Regions from separate parts of the Homo sapiens genome. Here region 1 is linked to region 2. A link is a contact called in ENCODE Hi-C or POLR2A ChIA-PET data. All regions are on one chromosome and are shown on one strand. The core of a region is the stretch at or near the end of the contact, and the rest is flanking DNA. Distances in the headings are between cores, read along the strand shown. Region 1 overlaps GTF2H3 (general transcription factor IIH subunit 3). Region 2 holds the start of SNRNP35 (small nuclear ribonucleoprotein U11/U12 subunit 35).

Region 1 (4,826 bases), core at 2,085-4,584, 200 kb after region 2:
ATTCAAATTTAGGACATGGTAGGTAAGAATAGGACAGTCAAGTGTTGGGAATTTTAATTTTCTGGGACAGAGATTATATTTTGGTGAGATTACAAAGTCCAGTTGACTGCAGAGTTAGGAACTGAAAACCCCCAATCACTCTTGTGTATTTATCTTGGTGAGTGGAGCATTTCCCTTCTTAGCTAGGTAGATGCTGGGTTTATTTAAAATTGGAGGTTATTTTTCTTTTTACTATAAATATTTATGAAGCAAAATAATATTTTTGTATTCCTTAATGTTAAGAAATTAAGACATTCATAGAATGAACAAGGAAGTTAAAGGTAAGAGCCTACGTTTTCCTATGAGAACTGTAATCCTACTTATTTTACTAGTATTTCTTTACTAGACTGTTTAAAAATTGGTTAGGAAACCATATATGATTAGTAAGATTTAGTTAAATTTTTTTCTGCTTTTTTCTCTTTGTAGACAATCAGGAAATGAAATCAAGGATATTGGTAAGATAAAAAAATCATTACTTTTTTATATGACAACTATAATTAGAAAACATAACGGGAGACCAGGTGTGGTGGCTCACACCTGTTATCCCAGCACTTTGGGAGGCCGAGGTGGGCAGATCACTTGAGGTCAGGAGTTCGGGACCAGCCTGGCCAACATGGTGAAACCCCGTCTCTACTCAAAATACAAAAATTAGCTGGGCGTGGTGGTGCATGCCTATAGTCCCAGCTACTTGGGATCCCGAGGCAGGAGAATCGTTTGAACCTGGGAGGCAGAGGTTGCAGTGAGCTGGAGGTTGCAGTGAGCCGAGATCACACCACTGCACTCTAGCCTGGGTGACAGAGTGAGACTCCGTCTCAAAAAGAAAAAAAAAAGAAAACATAATGGGAAATAAAACGCATTTATAGTAGGAGCAAAAAATGTTAACTATCCAGGATTCATTTAACAAGCAATGTGTAAAACTGATGATAAGGAAAACTAAAATTCTGAGAGCGATAGAAGAATAAGTGGAGAGCCATATTTTGTTCTTGGATGTCAGTTTTCCCAAAATCACACTGTAAATTCAATTTACAATCTCAGTCAGAATATCAGGGAGGTTTTTTTTTTTCCTGGCAGGGTGGGGAGATTTAAAAAAGAAATTCAAGGCTGAGCACGGTGGCTCACTCCTGTAATCCCAACACTTTGGGAGGCCAAGGCGGGTGGATCACGAGGTCAGGAGATCGAAACCAACCTGGCTAACATGGTGAAACCCCGTCTCTAGTACAAATACAAAAAATGTCGTGGGCGCCTGTAGTCCCAGCTACTCGGGAGGCTGAGGCAGGAGAATGGCGTGAACCCAGGAGGCAGAGGTTGCAGTGAGCCGAGATTGCGCCACTGCACTCCAGCCTGGGCAACAGAGCGAGACTCTGTCTCAAAAAAAAAAAAAAGAAGTGCCAAGTAACGAGATATTCATTGTTTGTTGCTTAGCACAAATGAAAAAGCTGGCAGTTCCCAGGGTTGATGGTGATGTTGGGGATTGCTTATTCTCATGGGTTGCTGATAGGAGGATAAATTGGTAAAAATCTTTTCTGGGGTGCATTTTGGTAATCTGTGTCAAAATTAAATGTTCATATACTTTAGTAATCACTGCTTATTTTCCGGAGGTAATTAGAGAGCTGTGCAGATGGTATATGAGGGTATCATCAGGGTATTGTTTAAAACTGAGAACTGGAAACTGCTTAAATAGTGGAAATTTATGAAGTCCGCAAGGAGCATAGTATATATTATAATTCATTGACATTAGAATATTTTTTCCCACATATATTGTGGACTGAAAAAGCAGGTTGCAGAATGCTAAGTAATCATCTTGATACGTGTGAGTGTGTGTATTTTGGATGTGTGTGTATTCTGGATGTGTGTATGTGTGTATATTTTGGATGTGTGTGTGTTTTGGGTGTGTGTATGTATTTGGGGTGTGTTTGTGTGTTTTGGGTGTATTTTGGGTTTGTGTTTGTTTTATGTGTGTATTTGGGGTGTGTATATTTTGGGGGGGTGTATTTTGGGGGGTATGTTTTGGATGTGTATTTTTTGGGGCTGTGTATTTGGTTGTGTGTGTGTGTTGGGTGTGTGTATTTAGTGGTGTGTGTACTTTTGGGGTACGTGTATTTTGGTTGTGTGTGTGTGTATTTTGGGTGTACTTACCTGTGTATTTTGGGTGTATGTCCGTGTGTGTATTTTGTATATGTGTGTGTTTTGGGTGTATGTGTATTTGGGGTGTGTGTATTTGGGGTATGGGTGTATTTTGGGTGTGTATTTTGGAGTGTGTGTATTTTTGGGTGTGTGTGTGTATTTTGGGGGTGCATGTGTGTATTTTGGGTGGGTAGGTGTGTGTATTTTGGGGGCGTGTGTGTATTTTGGGTATATGTGCGTATGTGTTTATTTTGTGTATGTGTGTGTTTGTGTTTTGGGTGTGCATGTATATACCTGCCCATGTAGGTGCTCTCCAGAATGAGTTCATCAAACCGTTACGTGGAGCGGGATTTCGGGGGAAATGTTACTGTCATCTTTATACTTTAGGTATCATTTAACAATGATAAATGGGAAGACAAACTGGAATAATGTTGGTTGTGGTTCGCAGTATATTGTGTGACATTGGTGTGAGAGGACTGGCATGTGCCTGGGTGGAATTAACATGACTGTGATTTTTAGGTGATTAAGGCTGCAGAAGACAGTGCGTTGCAGTATATGAACTTCATGAATGTCATCTTTGCAGCACAGAAACAGGTGAACTGAGAGCCTGCCGTTTAAAGTATTTGTTTCATAACGAAGGAGTCAATTTCATTTTTTGAATGCTCTACTCTGAGGTATTCTGACTACGTAGGCTTATGAATGGGCAAGGAATCCAGAATCTGTATTATGTTCTAGTCTTTTCTCTATTTTGGGTCCTGGACCACTTGAGAATCTGATGCATTCCCAAAACAATATGCACTCAACCACAGTTTTGCATAGAGTTTCATGGTATTCAGGTAACCTTTAGCCCATCCTTGGACCCCATGCCAAGAATCCCTGGTTTGACAGTTTGCTGTATAAACCTTGCATCAGTTTCTTTATCTTGTTGCTGTGGCGAAGCTGTAAAAATTCAGTATTTTTACTTTGCAAAGAGCTGAAATGTTCAGATGAAGTATAATACATTTTCTTCTTTGGTGTGTTTATGAAGAAAGAAAACCTCCTTAAAATTTCAGTTTTAATGTAAAATGCTGCTATAGCCATGCATAATGTTCTCTGTTGTGGAGTGGCAGCATGATGTAGTGAAAAGAGCCTGGACTTTGGAGACATGCCGAGTGGGGTGACAGCTTTCTCACCCGCTGGCTCTGTGACCACAGCCCAGCCATGTCCTGGGTGCTTCAGCTGCCAAATGCAAATATCTGCCGTGCAGAGTCACGTTGCATATTGAGTGAGCTATTTTAAGCATAGAGTATGGCATGTAGTAGGTTCTCAGTATAGGGTAATCATTATTGTTATTATTCCTGTAATATTTTCAAAATGTTTCTTTTAGAATATTTTGATTGATGCCTGTGTTTTAGACTCCGACTCAGGGCTCCTCCAACAGGTATGTTTTAAAACCATGCTTTGTGTCGGTGGTTATGACAATTAGTGATTTTTATATTGATTACAATTTAAAATGAAAGCTTTGGGTATATTGGGTTAAATAAAATATGTTATTCAGCCTAATTTTATCTATGTCTTTCCCCCTTACGTATGGAGCTACTGGAAAATTTTAAATTACATATTGCTTGCGTTATATTTCCGTTGGGCAGCACTAAAAGACAAAAACTGAATTTTACTTTAACCCGAAAGGGAAACAAAACCCTAAAGTAAGTCTGAAGAAATTACTGAGTTTTTGTTAGATGTTTTTTGGCCACAAATGTTGTTTCCTAAAGGATCAGTTACAAGCACAAAACTATGACAAACCCTGAATTTAGGTTACTGCTGGGGATGAAGGATGGGGAGAGCGAGGTCCAATGGGAAAATTTACATGCTTCAAAGGCTCTGAGATTGTACTGTTTCTTCAGCTTGATCGTAGGTATATGATGTTCATTTTATTATTTAAACCATACTTACACATTATGTATACAGACTCTTGTACATATTATATTTCAGTAGTAAAAATTCAAAAAGTTTGAATTCATTTTTTAGCAACACATTTCAGTCTACACATTGTCTATTAACTCCAAGACGATCTTGTCTCTGCCATGAATTCACATACCAGCTCTACCTCCTCAGCCCTCACATTCATTTTTCTAGTCCAGTCCCAGACTCTCCTGAGTTCCAGACTTGCAGAATCAGCCGTGTACGTAGTACCTCCTCTTGGACGTCTGGCAGGCATCTTCAGTGTCATGTGTCAAAAGCAGAGAGCTCTTGGTTTGTCCTCTCAGCCTCTTCCTGCTCCACTGGTAGCCCCATCTCCCTAAGTGGCAGTGCAGTTCACTCAGCAACTCAAGCAAAAACCTGACTCTTCCTTGTCTCTTCTCTTCCCTCCTTTCATAACCATGAGCAAATCCTGTTGATTCTGCCTTTAAAATATATCCTGGCTGAGCTCAGTGGCTCATGCCTATAATCTCAGCACTTGGGAGGCTCAGGCGGGTGGATGGCTTGAGCTCAGAAGTTTAAGACCAGCCTGGGCAACATGGCGAGACACCATCTCTATAAACAATACAAAAAAATTAGCCTATCATGGTGGTGCACGCCTGTAGTCTCAGCTGTTCGGGAGGTGGAGGCAGGAGGATTGCTTGAGCCAGGAGTTCGAAGCTGCAGTCAGCTACGATCATGCCACTGCACTCCAGGGAAACCCT
Region 2 (4,448 bases), core at 313-2,812:
GTCCCTCATATAAGTGGAACCATACAGTATTTGTCCTTATGCTTCTTTCACTTAGCATGGTTCATCCATGAACTACGTTCATTCATGATGTTGTAGCAATTAGAATTTCATTTCTTTTTAAGGAGAAATAGTATTCCATTGCATGTACTGTACATACCACGTGTGTGTGTGTGTGTGTGTGTGTGTGTGTGTGTGTGTGTGTGTGTGTGTGTTTAAAAGCATAGGGGTCAGCCAGGTGTGGTGGCTCACGCCTGTAATCCCAGCACTTTGGGAGGCCAAGGCAGGCAGATCACTTGAGATCGGGAGTTCAAGACCAGCCTGACCAACATGGAGAAACCCCATCTCTACTAAAAATACAAAATTAGCCGGGCATGGTGGCACATGCCTGTAATCCCAGCTACTCGGAAGGCTGTCAGGAGAATTGCTTGAACCTGGGAGGCGGAGGTTGCGGTCAGCCGAGATCGTGCCATTGCACTCCAATATGGGCAACAAGAGTGAAACTCTGTCTCAAACAAAACAAAACAAAAACAAACAAACAAACAACAACATAGGGGTCTTGCTCTGTTGCCCAGGCTGACAGGCTGAACTTGAACTCCTGGCCTCAAGCCTCACGACTCAGCCTCCCTAGTAGCTGAAACTGCAGATGGCCTCCACTGACAGTGGCTACCATATATTTTCAAACATAAAATTTTAAGCTATAGATTTTTCTTTTTTTTGAGACGGACTTTCACTCTTGTTGTTCAGGCTGGAGTGCAATGGCACCATCTCAGTTCATCGAAACCTCTGCCTCCCGGGTTCAAGTGATTCTCCTGCCTCAGCCTCCTGAGTGGCTGGGATTACAGGCACATGACACCATGTCCAGCTAATTTTGTATTTTTAGTAGAGAAGGGGTTTCTCCATGTTGCTCAGGCTGGTCTCGAACTCCGAACCTCAGGTGATCCGCCCGCCTCGGCCTCCCGAAGTGCTGGGATTACAGGCGTGAGGCATGCCACCTGGCCTTTTTTTTTTTTTTTTTTTTTATAAAGAAATTGGGGCCGGGCGCGATGGCTCACGCCTGTAATCCCAGCACTTTGGGAGGCCGAGGCGGGCGGATCACTTGAGGTCAGAAGTTCGAGACCAGCCTGGCCAACATGGCAAAACCCTGTCTCTACTAAAAATACAAAAAATAGCCGGGCGTGGTGGCGGGCGCCAGTAATCCCAGCTACGCGGGAGGCTGAGGCAGGAAAATCACTTGAACCCGGGAGGCGGAGGTTGCAGTGAGCCGAGTTCGCACCACTGCACTCCAGCCTGGGCGACAGAGGGAGTCTCCGTCTCAAGAAAAAATAATAAATAAGAATAAATAAATAATAAAGTAAAATGTCCCAGGTAACTGCATATTCGATAGTCTTTCTTTCAACTTAGTTGTTGAATTAGCAATTTTTCTCTTAAAAAAATTTTTTTTTAGCTTATTGTCTTCGGAGATGATAACACCCTCGTTGCGTGGGAGTAAAATTTTAAAGGTAAAACAAACAGGAAACGAGCGTCGGCGGCGAATCTGCTGCTACCAATGTAAAGGTCAGGCCGAGGCCGGCGCGGAGAATCTGCTGTCGCCTGCAGCTGCTCGCCTGTCTCCGTCGGAAGGGAGCCCAAGCTTTGCAGAGGTGAGTGGAAGCGGCTTGGAAGGAGCGGGCCCCACGCCGGAGAGAAGGAAGAGGGAGTGCGGCCCAGACGCTGTGCCCGCGCTTGTGTGGGGCGCCATGTTGAAACCTGGCAAAGGGGACGACATTCTGGGTTGCGTTGCGGGGAGTGGGGACGAGAGCTGGATTGGAAGGATGGCGCCTTACTCCCTGCGGCCCCCAGAGAAGGAGAGGGGCGGGGGAGCGGCCTCGAGGGTTGGCGGCCAGGCTGCAGGCTGGATGGGAAGGATAGGCTTTTCCACAGAAACTTAGGTGTTTGCCTCCGAGGCCCACTGCGCATGCCCTGGAGGGCTCTGTGGGTTCCGCCTTCAGTTTTGCTTTTCACAGGAGGGGCAAAGTCTTTTTTTTTTTTTTTTCCTTTTTGAGACAGTCTTGCTCTGTCGCCCGGGCTGGAGTGCAGTGGTGCGATCTCGGTTCACTGCAACCTCCGCCTCCTGGGTTCAAGCGATTCCACTGCCTCAGCTTCCCGAGTAGCTGAGACTACAGGCGCCCGCCACCACGCCCTGCTAATTTTTTGTATTTTACTGGAGACGGGGTTTCACCATGTTAGCCAGGATGGTCTCGATCTCCTGTCCTCGTGATCCACCCGCCTCGGCCTCCCAAAGTGCTGGGATTACAGCCGTCAGCCACCGTGCCCGGCCAGGAGGGGCAGAGTCTTACCCCGAAGACCCAGGAAGGAGAGGCTTCATTTATTTTTTTGTTTTTCCCCAGAGACAGGGAGTCGCCCAGGCTGGAGAGCGGTGGCGCGATCTCGGCTCACTGCAGCGTCGACATTTCGGGTCAAGCAGTCCTCCCGCCTCAGCCTCTCAAGTATCTGGGACCACAGGCGCGACCCCACGCCCGGAGAATTGATTATTGATTGATTGATTGAAACGGGGTCTCACTTTGTTGCCCAGGCTGGTCTCGAATTTCTGGGCTCAAGCGATCCTCCAGCCTCGGCCTCTCAAAGTGCTGGTATTACAGGCGTGAGCCAGCGCGTGCCTGGCCAAAAATTTTCTAAATTTGTATAATAATTTATAATTGTAATGCATTTTTATAGACACCATATGATCTAATCTTCACAAAAACCTAGTGAAGTGACATTTAGCTACATTTCACAATAAGAATCCTGAAGCTCAAAATTTACTGACCTCAAATAATCCACCCGCCTTGGCCTCCCAAAGTGCTGGGATTACAGGCATGAGCCACCGCGCCCTGGCCCCCACCATTCATTTCGGCTCTCATCCCCTGTTGATGAGTAAAATGAGAATGAGGCCCAGGCGCGGTGGTTCACGCCTGTAATCCCAGCACTTTGGGAGGCTGAGGCAGGCGGGTCATCTGACATCAGGAGTTTGAGACCAGCTTGGCCAACATGGTGAAATCCTGTCTGTACTAAAAATGCAAAAATTAGCTGGGCGTGGTGGTGTGTGTCTGTAATCCCAGCTACTCGGGAGGCTGAGGCAGGAGAATCACTTGAACCTGGGAGGCAGAGGTTGCAGTGAGCCGAGATTGGCCATTGCACTCCAGCCTGGGTGACAGAGTGAGACTTTGTCTCGAGTAAAAAAAGAGAATGTAAAAATCGAAAGAGATTGTTGTAGGAAATCTCAACCTAATGCTGCCGGGGAGGAAGTGCACCTAGAAAGATTAATGAGAAACAATGAAACCAGCTGTTAGTATCTATAGAAGCATGCAGATGAGAGAGAGAACAAAATCCATGCTTATCCGTTTGTAATTCTCCTCCATTTTAATTTGAAGAAGTCTTAAAGTTTTGAACAGGAGCTCTGTGTACAATAATATCAGTTTTATTTGGTAGATCCTTGTGACTCCTGACTTCAAATGATCCGCTCATCTTGGCCTCCTCAAGTGCTAGGATTGCTGGCGTGAGCCACTGCACCGGGCCCCTTGTGACTTTTTAACGTTGAATGGGGAGGGGTTCTTTTCCTTCAGGAGAGGAGGGGTGGGTCTCAGCCTCAGACACCCAGAATACTGGTTTGTGTGTTTTCTTTTTCCTATCTTTATCTCCAAAACCTTATATTTTATGAAAAGCATCAGAGGAAACGATTAAGAGCTTTAGCTCTGGAGTCCACACTGCCCCTGGTTCTAACTCCTCCACTGGGCTACTTCTTAGCTTTAGGATTTGGGGCACAGGCTGCCTTTTTGTGTCTGACCTTTTTCATCTGAAAAGGCAATAATAATATAGTACCTAAGTCCTGGTATTGTTGAGAAGTGAGAGGAGTTAAGAGGTTAGTACAGGCTGGGTTCGCTGGCTCACATGTGTAATCCCAGCACTTTGGGAGGCTGAGGCAGAAGGATAGCTCATGCCCAGGAGTTCAAGATCAGCCTATGCAATATAGTGAGACCCCATCTCTACAAAAAAAAAAAAAAAAAAAAAAGCTGGGTATGGTGGCGCATAGTGAGTAATTCCAGGTACTCAGGAGGCTAGGGTGGGAGAGGCTGCAGTGAGCCATGACTGTGCCACTGTACTCCAGTCTGGGCAACAGAGCAAGACCCTGTCTCAAAAAAAATTCAAGCGATTCTCCTGCCTCAGCCTTCTGTAGCTGGGATTACAGGCATGCACCACCATGCCTGGGTAATTTTGTATTTTCAATAGAGACGGGGTTACTCCATGTTGGTCAGGCTAGTCTCGAACTCCCGACTTCAGGCAATCTGCCCACTTTTGCCTCCCAAAGTGCTGGGATTCAGGCGTGAGCTACTGCGCCTGGCCTTTTTTTTTTTTTTTTTTTTTTTTTTAAAAACAGAGACAGGGTCTCACCATGTTTCCCATGTTGCCCA

What was found. Hi-C counts contacts between places; a loop is a spot of excess contacts on that map. ChIA-PET counts read pairs that join two places held with the same protein, here RNA polymerase II (POLR2A). Pooled maps may share reads with other maps.
Region 1: a pooled map shows a loop between it and region 2 (2.4-fold over the local background). The contact joins the enhancer-like site here to the promoter of SNRNP35 in region 2. A Hi-C loop is called at or near these places in 1 of 50 pooled maps. POLR2A ChIA-PET finds 5 or more read pairs at or near these places in 6 of 52 experiments (CD4-positive, alpha-beta T cell, Caco-2, GM12878 and 2 more).

What each region holds. Positions count from the first base shown.
Region 1 is chr12:123,652,242-123,657,067 of GRCh38, forward strand. GTF2H3 (general transcription factor IIH subunit 3) reads left to right here. Exons shown (of 13, transcript NM_001516.5): 6 at 291-320; 7 at 466-494; 8 at 2,683-2,757; 9 at 3,530-3,583. Among named protein-coding and RNA genes, the nearest start is that of TCTN2, 16 kb to the right of the region's middle. Within about 2 kb of position 3,335, at least 3 of the 41 ENCODE cell types and tissues checked have a DNase peak (open chromatin) inside an H3K27ac peak, as active enhancers do; they include GM12878 and OCI-LY7, where a contact is called at or near this core.
Region 2 is chr12:123,456,577-123,461,024 of GRCh38, forward strand. SNRNP35 (small nuclear ribonucleoprotein U11/U12 subunit 35) reads left to right here and starts at 1,563. Exons shown (of 2, transcript NM_022717.4): 1 at 1,563-1,640. RefSeq lists enhancers at 1,250-2,116, 1,791-1,870, 2,117-2,982.